Linked DNA regions of Mus musculus: region 1 is linked to region 2. The links are chromatin loops, found by intact Hi-C in ENCODE. Cell type or tissue: left cerebral cortex. All regions are shown on one strand. Each heading gives the region's core, and the rest is flanking DNA. Links, peaks and the distances in the headings are about the cores only.

The links. Peaks named below come from ENCODE experiments on the same cell type or tissue, not always from the same donor. Only the 100,000 strongest peaks of a DNase experiment are listed, where the experiment ranks them.
Region 1: it touches region 2 in a loop (2.3-fold over the local background); 2 of 42 quality-filtered maps call a loop at or near these places.

Annotation. Positions count from the first base shown.
Region 1 is chr3:133,753,909-133,756,821 of GRCm38, forward strand. No RefSeq gene overlaps it. Among named protein-coding and RNA genes, the nearest start is that of Gm6135, 36 kb to the right of the region's middle. In left cerebral cortex, for the core only: a CTCF peak has its summit at 1,212 (motif pointing right); DNase peaks (open chromatin) are centred at 310, 713 and 1,068.
Region 2 is chr3:133,599,519-133,602,431 of GRCm38, forward strand. No RefSeq gene overlaps it. Among named protein-coding and RNA genes, the nearest start is that of Tet2, 57 kb to the left of the region's middle. In left cerebral cortex, for the core only: a CTCF peak has its summit at 1,465; a DNase peak (open chromatin) is centred at 1,535; H3K27ac peaks cover 224 bases.

The sequences.
Region 1 (2,913 bases), core at 252-2,751, 150 kb after region 2:
CTTGCTAAAGCCAAATTGGGCAGGTTTGTGAGAATTCTGTCTTCTGTATGAAGCCTTATGAGTTAGAAGGATGCACACACATAAATATTTCACTGGTGCAAGCACTCCTGCTCCCTGATTCTCCCATATTGATTACCACTAATCTATCCCTTATGTCACTTTCCATTCCTGTGGAAATAAGATAGGTATGTGCCTGGAATAAATAGCCTTCTCCCCATTTGGAAACCGTGCAGAGTCTAGAGCACATTACAACCTTCCCTATAATGGAAGTACCCACACGCTGGCAATTGCTGTCTACAGACGTAATGAACCAAGTGGGAGGTAATGAGAAGTGACTGTCACGCCATCTCTGGGGCCCAGTTTCTCCTGCTGCACAATTACACTGTGACCCCAGAGAAACTGAGAAGAGTGCAACATTCTTTCCTTTTCTAATGATCTTAAAATCAGCCTTAGCTTATGGAATGCGTGTGGAGGGGTGCAAGCAGCAGCATCACCCATTTGGCAGTCCAGAGGCTGTGCGGGGGAGGTGGGGGTCGGGGCGGGGGGAGTGTATGCTTGCAGCAGAGAGGAAGCTGTCTGTCCGTATAGTTCTGCTTTTGTCCCAGTGAAGACTTGGTCTCTGGCTGGAATGATGCCAGCTAACAGGAGGCTCCTTTCCTACTTTCCCTGGTGCATCTTTGGAGCCGGTTACTGGTTACTTCTAGAAGCGGAGAATGTGCGAGTGAAACTGTTACTCAGAGCCACATTTATGCTTCAGTGATGTGTGTTTCACCTTTAAGAGGCAGGAAAAGCTTTTGAATAATGATAAGTGTAGTGAGAGCAGTTGCTGGACCCCACACAGCCCCGGTCTCATCTCTGTATTTCAGGGAGAACCTTGATTACCACACTGTGGACTGGTCCTTCAAGTGGGGAGTGGCAAGGCTGAGGAAAAAGGTAGAAAGGGGCACCTGCTGAGTCAACTTCTCCTGAGAGAAACTGCGAAGAAAGTGCAAAAAGGTGGAAGGCTTTTAAAATTCCTCTCATTGTCTTCCTTCTGCTCAGGCCTGCCCACGCTCTGGGGGAAGCCTGCCAACTGCTCACTGAACAGTGAATGGAGACAAGCTGGGCTGCTGGTATTGCTCAGCAAGGGAAGAATAGAGGCATGGCTGGCTGCTGGCTGGACCCGCACCACTCTCCTATCTTCTGTGCTTCTGCCAGCAGGAAGCCCCCAGGTGGCACGAGGGAGAATTAGTGTGCAAATTGCAGGATCTGCTCATTGCTCACCACTTCCTCAGTTGACAGTTCCACAGAGCTCCTTTGCCTTTCATCAGGGGAAGAGGGAGCTCAACAGGGTTCTACTGACTGGCTTATGACTTTTATGTCTCCCTGACTCCAGGGTGTTTTCAACCTCCCTGACAGCAGTTCTGTCCTTGGATAGCCTGCGACACCTACCTCTGATCATCTTTTATGCCAGGCATGGTTTGGAGTTGGCAGAAAAAGGTAGAAACTGATCCCTTTTTATAGAATAGGTCCAAAAGTATGCCATAAAAACAAAACAAAACAAAACAAAACCAAAAAAAAAAACAAAAAAAACAAAACCAAAAAAAAAAAAAAAAAAAAAAAAGGAAGATGAAAACAACATAGTTAAACGGAGTCTCTTTCTCCACTTTGTTAATAGATAGTACTTCTTGAGGAGTTACTATGGGCCAAATAATATTCTTGGCATGTTTCATTAAATCCTGTCATTTTTATTTTATAGAGAAAGGAGCTGAGGCACAGGGTATCCAGAAAACAGGAAGTAGACCCTGAATCCATATTTTATGTACTAGGGCAGTTTGCTTTACAAAACTCCTTAGTTATTTTTGGATTCATTCAATAAGTAGCTCAGAAACACCACCACCTTAATGTCACTTTCTCTGCCAGCGTTCCTTACCCTTGTGAGTCCTGTGACTTCCTGACTGTCTTGTCCATGTGAAACAAATGCAAGGGCATCATCATCAGGAAACTGAAACACACATGGATCCAGAGGTGACAGTTTTCTCCACAGAGGATCAGGTGGTAACATAGTTTAGGCTTTGCATGCGCCATGGTCTCTGCCTGAGCTAGACAGAAAGTATCCAGAAACAGCATGTAAACAAATCATCACATCTATGTGCCAATGCAATCGAAATGATGGGAAGTGGATTTGGTGTATCTGGTCCATGGGCTGCCTGCTACAGAGCACGAGAAAAGCCAAAACTGTGGCTGCACGTGGCCTGTGTAGTACTTCTTGTTCATGTCTATGAGGCATCCCCCAAGGATACACAATCGGGCACAGAGACTTGTGAAGCACTTAGGGACTGAGGAAAAGGTTTGTGGAGAAGGTGAAGTGAGAGTGTCTCCTAAAGGATGGGGAATGCAGGTTCTCTTCAATCAGTGAAGAGTAGGGTACGCCCACAGAGTGCAGTAAACTCTGGAAACAGTTTATTTCTCTGGCCAAATGGAGAGTCACATACGCGTCATGCTTTTGCACACTACGAGCACGAAGAAGAGACAGCCATGGTGAAGAGTGAGCGTAGCAGGGACCCAGGCACTGTGTTGTCCGCCTCCAACACCCATGTTAAAAGATTTAACTAGTGGCTTTACTCTTTAGGCAGCTGCTAGTGCGCTAACAGAAAACAACCATCACACATTATTTGCTTCTGGAAGTTTCCTTGACTTCTTGATATTTTAGAAAATTATACCAAATCAGGTGAGAATTAGTTCTAACGACATTATTTTTCTTAGTATTTTTTTCTATATATACACCAAGGGGGTGCGGGGGAGAACAAAGCCCAGTTTTTTTGTTTTGTTTTGTTTTGCTTTGTTTTACATATTAAAACAAATACATTAAAGAAGGCACAAGTAGGGCTGATATTGTTGTGTCAGCTCTTTGATGCTCTTATTTCACGTTCT
Region 2 (2,913 bases), core at 315-2,814:
AACTGCAGACAAGTGCCCTATGCAAGGTTAAAAGTTGATTCTTTTTTTTGTTTTTGTAGAAGCATTATGTTCTGAAAACATAGTTGTTGTTGCTTATTTTTTAAAGATTTATTTATCTAGTTTATGTAAATACACTGTCATTGTCTTCAGACACACCAGAAGAGGGCACTGGATCCCATTACAGATGGTTGTGAGTCACCATGTGGTTGATGGGAATTGAACTCAGGACCTCTGGAAGAGCAGTCAGTGCTCTTAACTGCTGAGCCATCTCTCCAGCCCCAAAACACAGTTCTTAAGTGCCCTCTGAAAACACAGGTACGTTTTCGCTCTCACTCCCATCAGTTTCCCTGTCCTTATCCACACTGCCCAGGCATCCCAGCTCGTCCACCTTCATTACTCTAGGCTGTGAGGCTTTAGTGAGGCCTCCAGATCTGAAATCAGACTGGCTTCAACTTTTAAGATGGGAGAAGGGAAGTCGAAAGACTAAAGACCGAAGGTCTGAGATAGAGAGAAAATTCGGAAAGCATGGCGAGGAGGGAAATTCTCAAGGGAGAGTCTTCTGTATCATTAAGTTAGAACTTCAGAAAAATAAACAAACACCAAGAAGTATGAACTGCATGTGCATACATACCCCTATGTTTCCAGCTTTCAGTAGGGTGATCAGGACAGAGGCCAGACATGGTGGGGTTTTGTTTTCTCTCTCTCCCTTTCCTCCTCTGTGTGAGTGAGTGCATAGATGGCAAGGTACTCCAGTATATCCCAGATTGGCTTGTAACTTGCGTTAGCCTTCTAAGTGCTAGAATACAGTGTAGGCTATGGGCACTACTACACCAGTCACCACAGTGAGTTAACAAACAAGACAGGAAGCTGCAGTAGAAATAGGGTATTCACTGAGAAGCAAAATCTGTATGTTATTGAGGATTAATAAAAGAGGTTTTAAAAATCTGGGTGGGTATTCAAGCGCTAAGTTTTCAAATTAGTCACCTCTACGGCTTTCTTCTCCATCTCCAGCTTGTTCTGTTGACTAATCCTTCCTGGGAACTAACTCTCTAGTCCTATAACAGGAGTCTCAGCTGCTTTCAGCCGGAAGTCTGTGTTTATTTATCTCACTGCCCCCTTTCAGAAAACAAGACACGGTGGAACTTGGGGTACTACTCTGAAGTGTGAGGGCCGGGGTTTCAGAGCCTGGAAACAGAAGGAGAAGGTGATTAAAACCAGCACAAAGCTTGCTTAAGTACTCACAGGAAACTTCTAGGGACACATTCAAATGGAAACAAAGAGATCGCATTTGAGGAAAGGATGACAACCTTGAATTTCTCTTAATCTGCAAAGGCCAATTTTCTTTACAGTAAATAGCCCTGGAAAGGGAAATCAGCCAAAGGCACTGTTTTTGCTGGCTGCCAGCTCACAGGCATCCGGACACATTGTTGCACTGATTTTCTCCTTCATTACAGGCAGGCAGGAGCCTGCAGTTTCCCTGCTGAAGCTGAAGGGATTGCAGCAGATGCAGATCACAGGCAATTGCTGTGTGACTCACGGCTGAGGCTGCGGATCTTGGGAGTTGAAGTGAGGACGAGGTGGGAGGGGTTTCCCTTCTCAAAGCTGGTGTTGGGAGGTGTTCTAAAGTGAACTCCTTCACACACCCTGCTTTTAATGAAAGCTTAGTACTTAGCTACTCTGGCTTTCTGGAGAAGACGGTGCCTGTAGCTCCCTGCCTTTCCTCACCACCTCTTTGTGCTTTCCTGGGCCATTTTTATTTTTCTGAACCTTCCCCAGCTTCAGATTTTCGTTTATGTGAATATTTAGAGCTAATCTCATCACTCTGCAAAGCTCTCCTTATTGAGGTGTCTGTGGATTTAACCCTTAAAACATTGCATACAAGACATTGGGAATTATTAGGAATTCTGCTGGTACCCGATTACAGATTAGATTGGGCATGTATTGGGTGCTATGGCCCCAGACCTGCTGCCCACTGTAGGTACCCCAAGGCAGCATTCATTTTCTCTTCTCTTTCATTGTCATTCTTTTGAGGGGAGTCAGGGGGAATATCCCTGTGTAGCCCTGGCTGTCCTGGATCTTGCTCTGTAGACCAGGCTGGCCTAGAACTGAGAACTAGAGGGTCAACCTGCCTCTGCCTCCTGAGTGCTAGGATCAAAAGTATGCACCACCATAGCTTGGCTGGTATCCTTCTTTTCTAATGTTAGGATTTCTGCTCTGCTAGTTTGCTTTTCTCACGGGGCTATTGGAGATTTAATAATGCACAAGGAAGTAGTGTACATTTCACAGAGTCCTGTGGTATTGTTTGTGTGATTATTACAATCACCTCTGTGCTGATTTGGAACGAGGATCAAGGATGATATCATTGAAGGAAACAGGGCAGTGACTTGAATGTTTGCTTGTGATGTTTCTGGGCAGGAAACAGGAGCAGGAACAGGGAACCTGTACTGCTCAGCTTAATCATCATCATCGTCGTCATCATCATCATCATCAGCTATATTTTCATAGTATTTTACCAGTGTCAAGGGTTCTCTGTGTAGACACACAGCTATGTGGAATAGCAGATATTTGTGGGAGTTAGTCGTCATTCATTATATTGGGCCCCCCAAACTGCATGCTTTGTTTTTTTTAAACAGCAATTTAGGCATCTTGGTCTCTTTCCCTAACAGTCTTCAGCACCCCCTTTTCTAGAACACAGAGCGGTCGGACCTCTTTGCCGAAGTCCAGAGTCACTTGGAACTTTGCACAGCTTCTGTGACCACAGTGGCTAAAGATTACTGAGACTACTGTGTAACTTTTCTCATTACTGAACATTTCGTGAGATATTTTTTCCTATGCTGTTTGTGTGTCCATGTGTGTGCATGTATACATGCATGCATGCCCTGTGTGTGTGTGTGTGTATGTGTGTGTGTGTAT